Linked DNA regions of Homo sapiens: region 2 is linked to region 1. Evidence: chromatin loops called from intact Hi-C (ENCODE). Cell type or tissue: mammary epithelial cell. All regions are shown on one strand. Each heading gives the region's core, and the rest is flanking DNA. Links, peaks and the distances in the headings are about the cores only.

What was found. Peaks named below come from ENCODE experiments on the same cell type or tissue, not always from the same donor. Only the 100,000 strongest peaks of a DNase experiment are listed, where the experiment ranks them.
Region 2: it touches region 1 in a loop (8-fold over the local background); 12 of 110 quality-filtered maps call a loop at or near these places.

The regions. Positions count from the first base shown.
Region 1 is chr17:8,890,654-8,898,086 of GRCh38, forward strand. It overlaps PIK3R5 (phosphoinositide-3-kinase regulatory subunit 5), which reads right to left. Exons shown (of 19, transcript NM_001142633.3): 6 at 2,933-3,002; 7 at 85-259. It overlaps LOC124903922 (a long non-coding RNA gene), which reads left to right. Exons shown (of 2, transcript XR_007065613.1): 2 at 1,135-1,301. LOC124903920 (a long non-coding RNA gene) reads left to right here and starts at 6,533. Exons shown (of 3, transcript XR_007065611.1): 1 at 6,533-6,623; 2 at 6,768-6,933. RefSeq lists enhancers at 1,672-1,781, 4,208-4,277, 4,288-4,487. In mammary epithelial cell, for the core only: a CTCF peak has its summit at 4,478 (motif pointing left); a DNase peak (open chromatin) is centred at 4,468.
Region 2 is chr17:8,783,282-8,788,281 of GRCh38, forward strand. No RefSeq gene overlaps it. Among named protein-coding and RNA genes, the nearest start is that of MFSD6L, 14 kb to the right of the region's middle. In mammary epithelial cell, for the core only: a CTCF peak has its summit at 2,717 (motif pointing left); no DNase peak of the experiment used is centred there.

The DNA of each region.
Region 1 (7,433 bases), core at 1,433-6,432:
AGACCGTGGCTGAGATGAAGCAGGGAGAGGGTGCTACCTCCTCAGAGAGGTGCTCCACCAGAGCCCCAGGCCCCAGGTACATACCTGTAGCCTGCAGTGCAGGCCCGGGACGTCACAGTGGGCCCCAAAGGTGGCCTGGAAGGCGTGCAGGAGCAGGGTGGTGTAGGCACTGTGAGGCGAGTGTCCGGGCGTACTCAGCTTATTGGCTACAGCAAGGAACTCGGCCTGCACTTCCACTGGGTTCAGCAGCAGCACGGTGCTGGGGACACAGGGGACCGGCTATGGCACCCAGGGGTGCGCAGCATGCCACAGTGCAGCCACCCCCCTCGTGCCTGCTGGTGCTCAGCTCCACTGAGACCAGGGCCTCCTCAAGCCCAGGCAGAGCTCGAGGAGGTGACCACAGGAGGCCAGGACAGAAGCAACAGCTCCAGGGTCCAGGTTTCCAGGGGAAAGCGTGGGGTTCACTGCTGAGCATTTTTCAGCTGTTGTTTTCAAAGATCTTTTCAAAATTGAACTTAATTCTTTAAAACTAAATTTACTTAATTTTTATATAAACGTTTTTTCCTATGAGACAGCTGAGTGGATGCAAGATTACTCAAATGAGGATCATATTTTAGGCAAGGTGACTTGAAGCCAAGCGATCAGTTTTCAGGGGGAGCTGGACAGCAACGTGGTGCTGTGCAGTGTGGTCTGGGGCGAGCGGGACATGAAATTCCTCGTGCCGTGGGGCTGCATCTGCCCGGAGGAGGGGATGCCAAGTCAGAGTGCATCTTCTTCCTGAGCTTATGAGGGACACCTTTTCTAATCAGCCCAAAGCCATGATACAGGCTTTCACTGGCTGGGAGGGGACTGTGTGCCTGGCCACTGCTACCTCCCTTCCCGATGGATACCCAGATTCCCTCTTGGTGCCAGTGTTTACATTTCTTTATTATGGAACCTTTCTCTTTTTTTTTTTTTTTTGAGACGGAGTCTTGTTCTTGTCACCCAGGCTGGAGTGCAGTGGCACGATCTCAGCTCACTGCAAGCCCCGCCTCCCGGGTTCACACCATTCTCCTGCCTCAGCCTCCCAAATAGCTGGGACTACAGGCACCCGCCACCACGCCCAGCTAACTTTTTTTTTTTTTGTATTTTTAGTAGAGACAGGGTTTCAATGTGTTAGCCAGGCTGGTCTTGAACTCCTCACCTCGTGATCCACCCGCGTCGGCCTCCCAAAGTGCTGGGATCACAGGCGTGAGCCACCGCGCCCGGCTACTATGGAAACTTTCAAACATACCCCAAATTAAAAGAATCGTGGGCTCTGAGGCGCTGATCACTCTGTTTACAGTTAACAACGCACGGCTGTTCTCACTTCCCCCATGCCAACCCCTCCATCACTGCATGACCTCGAAGCAAATTCGAGCCATGGCGGCTTTGTATCCATAAATGCTTTAGTATGAGCTGCATGTGATGAGAGCTCTTGCTCTCTCAATTCCACACTGCGTTTAAACCCAGTGCAAAGGAGCACCACGCAGGGCAGCATTCCCTCCACACTCTGGGGACGTCGGTGCCCGGGGACAGGGCAGAGACAGGACTAGTCTCTGTCAAAGTCCCCATCATTTGGGAAGAAACTCACTTTGATTTCTCTATCTGTAAGAAAAAGGAGGTGGGCTTGTATAAGCAGCCCCTTACAACCTTGTAACGAGCCCAGCCGAGCCCCTGCCCTCACCAGCTTGCATAATTTCTCTCCCGAAGAATTTATCATCATTCTCAATTTACAGATAATGAAAGTGAGACCATCTCCCAACTGTAAGCTCTTTCTACAAATCTCTCGGTGCCTCACTTCCCTTATGTGAAAAATCCCTTTCTCACGGGGTTAACGTGAGGATTAAATGAGTCAGCACATGTAACCATGCTTAGGATGGTGCCTGGAGTCCGAATAAAGGTCTAAAGGGCTTTGATGATTCTTCATCAGCCCACCTGCCCCAGCTCCCCCAGAGGAATCTTATTTACTTACTAAACTACAACATTTTAGCATCCTTTCCCTCTGTCTCAACATCTATCATTTTGTTTGTGTTTGTTTTCACCTAGAGGGAAGTCAAGAAGTGTTGCTCAGGGGAGTGAGTGGGAAGTGAACCCCTGGGGCTGGGAATGAGGAGGGCCGGGGGCCTATAATTTCTGAGGTGGTGAAGGCCGGGGTCCCTGGGCTCCCAACATGTCAAGGTGAGACAGCACCCAACTCTTCAAGGCCTGCAGAGGGTCCTCCTAATGGGCACCCCCTCTCTAGTGCTTTTCAAACTGCAGGTCAGGACACAGGAGTGGGTAATGAAATCATCTGGGGAGCCAAATTTGTTTCTTAAATGAAATAGAATAGAACAGAGCTCATCCTATGTAACCAGGATACATTTCATTTCAGCTGTGTGTGTGTGTGTGTGTGTGTGTGTGTGTGTGTGTGTTTGTGTATCAGGCTGTCATATAAAATGGATTTTTCTTATAGGTCCTGGTCAAAAAAGTTTGGAAACACTGTTTTAGTAACAGACAGAAGGAGATTGTGGAAATATCATGGGCTTCTGAATAAGCCTGAGGGTTAAATTCTGGCTCGTACCCTTGCTCGCTGTGTGACCTTGGGGAAGTTGCTTGACCTCTCTGACCTCCAGTTCCTCATCTGAAAATAATGAAAGTGGGGGAACTGTGTGCCTAACACCTGGCATAATTGATACAGACCTCTTTAAGAATCTGGTGAAAGACCGTCAGCCTAGAAAAACACACCTGGACACAAAATATCACCAGCAGTGCCAGGGGGTTCCCAGTTCCCTGGAAGCCTGTTTGTTGCTGGCTGGGGTGGACAGGGGGTGGGGGCACTGGATGTTTGAGTGGGGGAGGAGGGTGAAGGTGGAACAGTGCAGGGGTCCCAAACTCCCTCCCCACTGTTTCTCCGTCCCCCAAGAGCACTCACACGGTGGAGCTGCGGTGACTCCTGATGGGCAGGCCCTGCTCAGCCCTCACCAGTCTCTGGTAGGAGATCCCTGTGGGTCAAGAAGAAAAGAGTTCATGGGCTGATCAGTTCCTTCAGCATCGTCCGTGTGCCTCGTGGGGAGCCAAGCACTGGACAATCAGGTTGGAAATTCCCGGATGGAGCTCAGGCGAACCTGCAGAGAAGCTGTTCTGTGGACCCTCCAGGGTGCCTAGCAGTTTGCTTCTATGCGTCCTTTTACACCTCACGAGTCATATCCCCACCTCCACCTCCAACACCAAAACTCGGTCCTGGGCCTCGCTGTCCTCTGGATTCCCGTGGCCTCTCTGACTGCCCTCCCTTCCTAAGAGCTTTCCACTCCCCTTGTGGCTCAGGTCCCGGCTCCAGGCTTGGAGGCAGCCTAGCTGGAGAGAAAGAGATCCAGGGTGAGAGCCCGTGTCGGAAGCCTGAGTTCTATTCCAGCTCTTCTGCGTGGCCTTGGCCAGGTCACTTTAGCCCTGGGCCTCAGTTTCTCCTGGGAAGGGCCAGATTAGATCCGTGGCCTCTGAGGCCTTTAACAGTCTATGATTCCCAGGCCCCACCATGGCTTGACCAACTTAAAGTTTCTCTCTTCAGAGACTGGGAGGCGGAGCATCGCAGGAGGCAGAACCTGGGCCCAGGAGGCTGCCCCGTCTTGTGCCGCAGGGCTACTCCTCGGTCCCTGCCGCTGCCCCCTCTCCCGGTCCGGGGTGCCTTCCCGCTATGCCAGGCACCTCTCAGCCCATCCACTTTGCCTTAGCTCCAGCCAGGCAGTGGGTTTCGAGTTTCCCCACCTGCACCTCCCCGTCTCTGCCTGGAGTCCGGGGATCGGGAAGGACTGTGGTCTGGCCTGGCGTCCTCCGTGCTCTGAGGCATCTGCATCCCAGGCTCCTCTCCCAGCCCGCATCCCCTTTCTCCCTGGCCCTTCCCCCTCTCTGTCTCCTCTGACTTCCAAATGCTGAGAAGAAACACACCAAAGGTTTTCCTTTTGTTTCTGCAGCTTGACTCTGTTGTGCACAGTAGTCGCTTTACAGTGTGCATTCAGTTCTGTTTCCACCATGACAAGGAGATGAAACAGAAAGCGGGAGTTCACTCCCTCACAGAGCAGGGGCTGGGGACCCAGCGGGGTGGGTCGCCTTCTTGTCATAGCTTGGAAATAGGCCCAGGGCAGTCCCCATCGAGAGCAGGGCCACTCTGAACTGGGACTGAGCTGGGAACCTGCAGGACGTCCCCTCAGAAGTGCAAGTCTCGGGGGCGGGGTAGGGCGGGGGTTGGGGTTTAAAGACAGCTATAAATAGAAAGGCTGTGAGGTTCCTTTAGTAAAAGGCAGAAAATTACCACATAATGCTCTTCTAACTTGGGACCTAATTGCTTTGATTTTTGGCCTTTTGCGTGATGTTTACTTTATGTAATCATCGCATATTTAGAAGTTAACGTTTGGTCCATTTTGCCAGATAAGTCCTTGACACAGTGGCTATTACATCAGGACTTGGGACACCATCTGGTGGCCACTCACGTGCATTACAGAGAAGAGATCCTCACCCGCTCTCCAACCACCTCTACATAATACCATAGCTACCATAGCGGAGACAAACAGATATTCCCCATCTCCCTGACCATAAAACACATAGATACGCAAAATCTTCTCTTGACCTTATTTCTCTTTTCTTTTACTGTTTAATGCTTTTAACATTAACCCACACCCCGCTGACCCCATTTCTTCACCGCCACTTCTGCCTCTGTTGACCAAGGACATCCAGGCGGTCATACTCCAGGAAGCAGTAGACTCTGACGTCGCTCTCCCTCCACATCAGCTTTCTTCCAACACGCCCAGCCATTGGCTTCCAACCCCTCTGCCCTCCTGACCCTGCTCTCCTGAAGCTTGGCAACATTTTCCCCGTCCCCATACCCAACGGCCCAACCTCATCCTCACGCTGCTTGAACTTTTGTTTTGGAGTGCTTGGTACTGTTGACAACCTTCTCCTTGAAGCTCCTTCGTCTCCTCTTGTCTCTAGGATGAGGAGCAGTCTCTAACATCTATATTCGTGTGCCTTAGTCTCATTTTAGGATTGTGCTACAGTTAGAATCAGAAGCTGCTTCGTATGAGCTACGTGGACTCCACGCGACTGTTGCTCTATGTGTCCCGTTGCTTTAATGGGGGATATTTAGGAGGATACCTGTGCCTCTTGGCACACTCTGACCCAGAGAGAGTGATTTTCAGAGTTGTTTGGCTGGTGCTGAATACCCAAGGTACCAACAGTTCCCAAGCAGAACCTATGATCATCAGATAAACTCCCGCCCTCACCCCCAAAACACCATCAACCCCCTTCCTTGGCCTCTCTTGGTAATGGACCTCCCTGCTTAGCATGGGGTGTGGGGTTTTGGGGTAATTAACTGGTGGGCTGGGGCCTGAGCTGGGAACACATTAGAAAAGACTGTGCAATGTGGAGGAGGCTTTGATAATATAAGCTTTTGTACAGACTGACTCCTTTGAGCCTGGCTTAGAGATTGTACTGCCGAGTCCCCATTTGCTGGTATGTGCTGTGAGGTTGGAAATATCTCCCAGCACCCTCCATGGGCTTGGTTTTCACAATGTTACCTGGTGATGCCAGGGAGGCCATGAATGCTAAGTGGGGTGTGCAATGTCAGTTTCGAGACCACCCTTAACTCCACCCTCCACTCCCCAAACAGGGAGGCTGCACTGGGGAGCCTCAGATCCACAGACACCTCTCTCCCTTTGATCTTAGATCACACCCTTTCTTGGTCACCTTAGCAGATGGAAACAACTTTCTGAGTTTAGCTTCTTAGATCAAGATTGGTGCAAGGGCTAAACAAAAATCTTGCCTGGGTTGTTCCTACGTCAGGCTCTAGCAAGTAAGAAATTGAGAGAAGTCACCCCATACAGGCGAAGAACGGGGTGAGTGGGCAGAACACACTCATAGTGAAGTTCAAACTCCTGGCCCAGGTGTCCAAGGCCCTTCGCCATTAAGCCTTGTTCACCCATCAAAGCTTCCACTCTTTTTCAAAGTTGCAAATAGATGGGGATCCTGCACAGAACAGCAGACTGTGAAGATCCAGGACACAGGAAAATCACTACATCTGCCATCAAGCAAGCACTGGTATTAATGACACACGGATAGACAGGTCCATGCTGAGGGTGATGTGGGTACTTGAGCCTGGGGGAGGCAGGGAGCAACCACATCTGACTCAGTTTCCTCCTACAAGGGGAACACCAAGATTCCACGGAATCAACAGGGTGGAAGCAGAGCCCGGCCCCAACGGCATTGCAATCTCCAAATGAGACTAGATCAGGTTTGGTTCTCCAGCAACTATGATTAATATCAACTCATGGTGGACAGTTTGACCTACCTCATACCCTGAAGCAAACACCAGGCACACCACTCCCCACAGCAGGGTTTCTCTTACACTTCCCTCCTCACTGGGGGTCCCATGTATAGCGCCTTCCTGCTCCCCATCCCCAGGGTCCTGGACTCCAGAGAGGCTGGAGGAATTGGGGACTCATGGCTGTGGGCCTCAGCAGGGCCTGGGCAGGAAGGTGAAGCACGGATTTCAGGTGAATAAACAAAGGAGAAGACATAACAAGGGAGGCTCGGAATCTCTGGCCACCGGGAGTCCAGGAGCAGAGAGGGGGAAGGTGAGAAGGAATGTGGCTAGAAAGCCAAGAGGAAAATACTGGGGGGAAGGAACCCACTGGGCAGGCCTTCATGCAGGCAGAGGAGATGTGAGTTCTTGGAATGAAAGGCCAGTGCCACCACAAGACATATGCTGCTCTGAACAGGTGCAGTGACCCCACGGAAACGCCTGTGGGATGAGGTCTCCAGCTTTGCAGAGCCACCGGGCTTGTGGGGGCGAACTGAGATGAGACCTTTCATAACACCCTTTCACCACCCTGGTGAGAGTCACCCTAACAGGACCAATCCAGGCCTTATGGGCTACTCTTACAAGTAAGTCATATGTGGCAGAGACTTCTAGGCATCTACTCAATATCCATTCCTCGTTTTTTTATGAGTGGGACACTGGGCATTGTACCCAGTTGATGAGTCAATTTCTCAACCTCCCTTGCAGAATGTGTTAGGTGCAACCCCCCTCACCTCCTTCTTTCTGTTAACTGGAATGTGGACATGATGGCCAGCACTCCAGCAGCCATCCTAGACCAAGAAGCAACCTTGAAGATGGTGACTTTTGCCAAGGATGGTGGAGTGGAAAGATGAGGGAAGGCTGGTCCAGGATGTTCATGGGGCCACCATGCCAATGCTGGCCTGCCTTCATACAGATTGTGTGTGTGTATGTGTGTGTGTGTGGTGTGTGTGTCTGTGTGTCTGTGTGTAAAAGAAAAATAGCCCCTGAGAGTTTAAGGCATAGTTGTTTGGGGCTTTCTGCTATAGGCAGCCAGCTCAGTCCTAACTGATCACACCGTGTGGTTTCTGGAACACCTGCCTCTACT
Region 2 (5,000 bases), core at 1-5,000, 110 kb before region 1:
GCTACTTGGGAGGCTTGAGGCAGGAGAATCATTTGAACCCGGGCAGCAGAGGTTGCAGTGAGCCAAGATTGCACCACTGCACTCCAGCCTGGGTGAAAGAGCGAGACCGCATCTCAAAAAAAAAAAAAAAAAAAAAAAGCAAAGTGCAAAGAGACTAAAAAAGAAAAACCAAACAGAGCATCCTAGGACTGTGGGATAGCTACAAAAGCTATTCATATAAATACATGTAATGAGAATACAGGAGAAGAAAAAAAGAAAAGAACAGAGGAAACATTTGAAACCTTTTAAAGGCTGAATGATATTCCTTTGTATGTATATACCACACTTTTTATCCATTCATCTGTTGATAGGCACTTGGGTTACTTCCACATTTTGGCTACTGTGAATAATCCTGCTATGAACATGCATGTACAAATATCTCTTCAAGACCTTGCCTTCCATTCTTTTGGGTATATATTCAGGAATGGGAATGCTAGATCATATGGTAATTCTATTTTTAATTTTTTTTAGCAAGAACCCTACAGTTTTCTATAGTGGTTGCACTATTTTACTTTCCCATCAACAGTTCATAGTGTTCTAATTTCTCCATCCTTGTCAACACTTATTATTATTATTATTATTTTTTGAGACACAGTTTCATTCCGTCACCCAGGCTGGAGTGCAGTGGTCCAATCTCTGCTCACTGCAAACTCTGCCTCCTAGGTTCAAGTGATTCTGCTGCCTCAGCCTCCTGAGTAGCTGGGATTACAGGTGTGTGCCACCAGGCCCAGCTAATTTTTGTATTATTAGTAAAGACTGGGTTTCACCATGTTGGCCAGGTGAACTCCTGACCTCAAGGGATCAGCCCAACTTGGCCTCCCAAAGTGCTGGGATTACAAGCCAGCCACAGTGCCTGGCCTGTTTTTTTTTTGTTGTTGTTGTTCGTTTTTTGTTTGTTTTTCATAGCAGCCATCCTAATGAGTGTGAGAGATGGTATCTCATTGTGGTTTTGGTTTGCATGTCCCTAATGATTAGTGATGTTGGGCATCTTTTCATGAGCTTGCTGGTCTTTTGTATATTTTCTTTAGAGAAATGTCTATTTAAGTACTTTGCCCATTTAAAAATCAGGTTGTTTGTTTTTTTGTTGTTGAGTTTTAAGAGTTCTTCATATATTCTGCATATTAACACCTTATCAGATGTATGATTTGCTAATATTTTCTCCCATTCCATAGGTTGCCTCTTCACTTCTGTTGATTTTGTCCTTTGATGCTAGACCTTTGTCATCCACATCTTTGTCATCCACATCTGAACCCCATCTCTCGTTTCCATTGGTGGTAGTCGTGGTGGTGGTGGGCCTCAGTATGACTGCAGTAATGGTACCTGGTGCGTCTTCTTTCCAAGACTGCCCTTACTTAGTTTCTTTTGTTTGCAATGAGACAAAGATTTCTGAGCACCAAATGACAAAGAAGAGTTAAGTTTTTAAAAGCAATTGTTTTCTTCTTGAAATGTTTCTTTAGTTCCTGTTCAAGACAATGCTAAGCAAAATTCAGATATCACCACACAACCTCTGGTCTTCTGTGGAAGGCAAGACTTCTTCAAATATCCAAACACCTTGAGCCCCTGAGTTGGTCTGACTCGCTAGTCCCAGGGACAGACACAGTGAGGTTTATTTGCTGCTGACAGCCAAGCTCCAAGGCAAGATGGGACAGCTATTGTCATGGGGGGAGACATTCAGATCCCTCTTATGACTTGCCATAAAAATGATGGGCCTCTGGTGGGATCCATTCCCAACTCTCTTACCTCATTTCAGGTAGGTTCAGTGGTGACATCCAATCATAGCTCTCTTACCTAACTCACCTCTCCAAGGGCAAGCTTCTCACTATTCTCTAATCAAAATTTAGAAAACCTGCCAGTACAACCTTGGAGAAGAGGGGCTTTAGCCAAAAGCAGGTGCTATATTCTCTCCTTCCTGGAAGTGTCATCTCTTTTCTGGGCTAAGAGCACACAGATTTTGATGTAATTTGCCAAGAACAATAGGAAGAAGCACTGTTTCTGGATGCCACATGCTTCCTGAAAGAGGAAAATTGTAACATGTTGATATGATAGTGGAGGGTCTTGGAATTTTCTTGGAATCTTCTCATCTCTTCCATGGTGACAGAGATCCAGTGAGTGCCTGGTGAGATAGGACTTATTTGTAAATCCTTGTGAGCCTCTCTCTGCAGGCACTGGAATATACACTGATGAGATTTGGGCAGCCAGGCTTGGAAGGGGATGGGGCTGAGGAGCAGGAGGTGAGGGTCTGTGAAATTGGTTTTATTATTGTGACTCTGACCTCAGGTGGTCCCTCGGCAGCCCTAGGAAACTCAAAAAGTACATGCAGCTATTTATCCTGTTTCTTCACATTTACACTGATCAAGACAAAAGTAGCATCAGGGTCGTCCATATCCTCAGGAAAGGCTGCCAGAGGCTGTCTGGGCTGGCCAGGCTGATCTGCCAATTCCACTGGAAGCCTTTGCAGCTGCTCCCTTTTCCCAGACCCTGGCCTCGCCTCCTGTCTCTCACAAAGCCAGCTCAGCAGCAGCACCTGATCCTCGGGGTTTTCTGTAATTCCAAGCTCCAAGAACTAAAGGGCCTTCAGGTTGCCGGCCTCATCCTGAGCTGCAGCTTTGGGAAGGGAATAGGGACCAGGTTTGCCCAATGAAGAGGGACGCTAGTTTTCCCTTGTGTTTGGCGCTCCCTGGTGGAGAGCTTCGGAACCCCTGGTCGAATCCTCTCCCTTCCTGTCCCGGTTTGCTTTCAGAAGTCCTCTTCAGTCCCCGCTTACAGCCATTCCACCCCCGTGTGGAGGCAGAAAATAGCTTTCCAGTCCCAAGAGCGTGGCCTGCCCCTTGCAAAGGGCAGAGGGGATGCAAGTGTCCAAAACTGCAGCCTATGGGGGTCGACATGAACAAAGCTAAAGGGAACGTTGAGTGCCAATAGGAAGGTGCCCCGCCCTGAAGGTGCCTACCCAGACCTCTGCCTTCCGCAGTAGCCCCCCATGCTGCAGGCCTCGACCAGACACCAAGTTCCAGTCACCACAGATTGCCCCCTCTGGCTCATCCCACCACTCCCTAGACCCTGGCTTTGAGGGCAGATCGATTGGCCTATAGGGCTGGTGTCTTGGCTCAATGTGGTCCTTCTGCACACAGACCAGGAACTTTCTGCCAGGTTCTGGGGAAGGAGATGAACCTTCATTCCAGGCCCCAGCATCTCTCGGGTTCCAGAATGCTATGCTATTCTGCAGGGTGAGAAGGGCTGGTGTGCCCTTGGCCCAAAGGAGGGAATCACGTCAAGGCCGAGAGGCACAAACTTAGAAGGTCACAGAGACCAAGGCCCTCATTTTTCAGACATGGGAGCTGAGACCCAGTGGGGTAAGTGACTTGCCCAGGGGTCATATTTTAAGTTTTACTTCTGTAGCAGATGACAACTGTCTTAGTCCGTTTTCTGTTGCTTATAATGGAATACCTGAAACTGGGTAATTTAGAAAGAAAAGGAATTTAGTTCTTAAAGTTACGGAGGCTGAGAAGTCCAAGGTGAAGGGGCCACATCTGGTGAGGGCCTTCAGGCTGAGGACTCTCTGCAGAGTCCCGAAGTGTTGCAGGGCCTCACGTGGCGAGGGGGCTAGGCATGCTAGCTCAGGTCTCTCTCTTTATAAAGCCACCTGCCCCACTCCTATAATAACCCATTAATTCATTAACCCATTCACTTATCCATGATGGCAGCATCCTCATGAACCATTCACCTCTTAAAGGTCCCACCTCTCAATACTGTCACATAGAGGATTAAATTTCAACATGAGTTTTGGAGGGGACAAATATTCAAACCACAGCAACACCTCACCAGTCACGTTTCTGTCGTGCACCGCAGGCTCCCAGGATTGGAAAGAACTTCAGTCCAGTGGAGCCTCATGTCTCCAAGCCATTTCACAGCCAGGCTAGCAAAAAGATAAAGGTTTCATGAACATGGCTGTGGAAAGCCAGTGGATGCTGAGCATGCCTTCTGCTTTGCTCCACATCACAAACATCACCAAGTGGCAGGGCTTCTGGTCTCAGTGACAGTCAGCAATTGTAGAAGGAAGCTAGCAGATGAGGAGTTTTTGCTGTATTGTCTATAATTCTTTTTTTTTTTCTTTGAGAAGGAGTCTCGCTCTGTCGCCCAGGCTGCCAGGCTGGAGTGCAGTGGCGCGATCTCAGCTCACTGCAAGCTCCGCCTCCCGGGTTCACGCCATTCTCCTGCCTCAGCCTCCTGAGTAGCTGGGACTACAGGCACCCGCCACCACGCCTGGTTAATTGTGTGTGTGTGTGTGTGTGTGTGTATTTTTAGTAGAGACAGGGTTTCACTGTGTTAGCCAGGATGCTCTCCATCTCCTGACCTCATGATCCGCCGGCCTTGGCCTCCCAAAGTGCTGGGATTGCAGGCGTGAGCCACCGCACCCGGCCTGTATTGTCTATAATTCTTATGATCTGAGCTTTGGTTTCAGGTTTTGGATGGATGGCTTCATGGGCTCCCGGGCTCTGCCATTTCTGCAGAATTTCCTCCTCATCACATGGGTTCAAAATTACAAAATCATCCACGATCCTTGATACTCCTTCTTCGTTGATCCCCGCGGCCCCATTATCCAATAAACAACCAAGGGCTGTCTTGTTGATTCCACTTTTGAAATTCCAATACACATACTATGTTGTCATTTGATTCTCATACCTTTTGGGATGCAGCCTCTTCTTGCCTGGAATGTTGTGGTGGTCTGTCCAAAACAAATGTCTCAGCACCCATAATCTCCACCAACTCAGACTCATTGTTCACTTCGCAACAGGCAAGAGTTAAAAGCTTTCAGTCCTCTCCATTGGCTAGTCAAATCTTCTCTTCTAGAGGCCCCATAGTCTTCAGAGGAACAACCGTGGATTTCTAGCAGCCAGATATGGGTTCAAACCATGGCTCTACCATCTAATAGTCGCAACCATGGGCAACTAAGTCAGTTGACC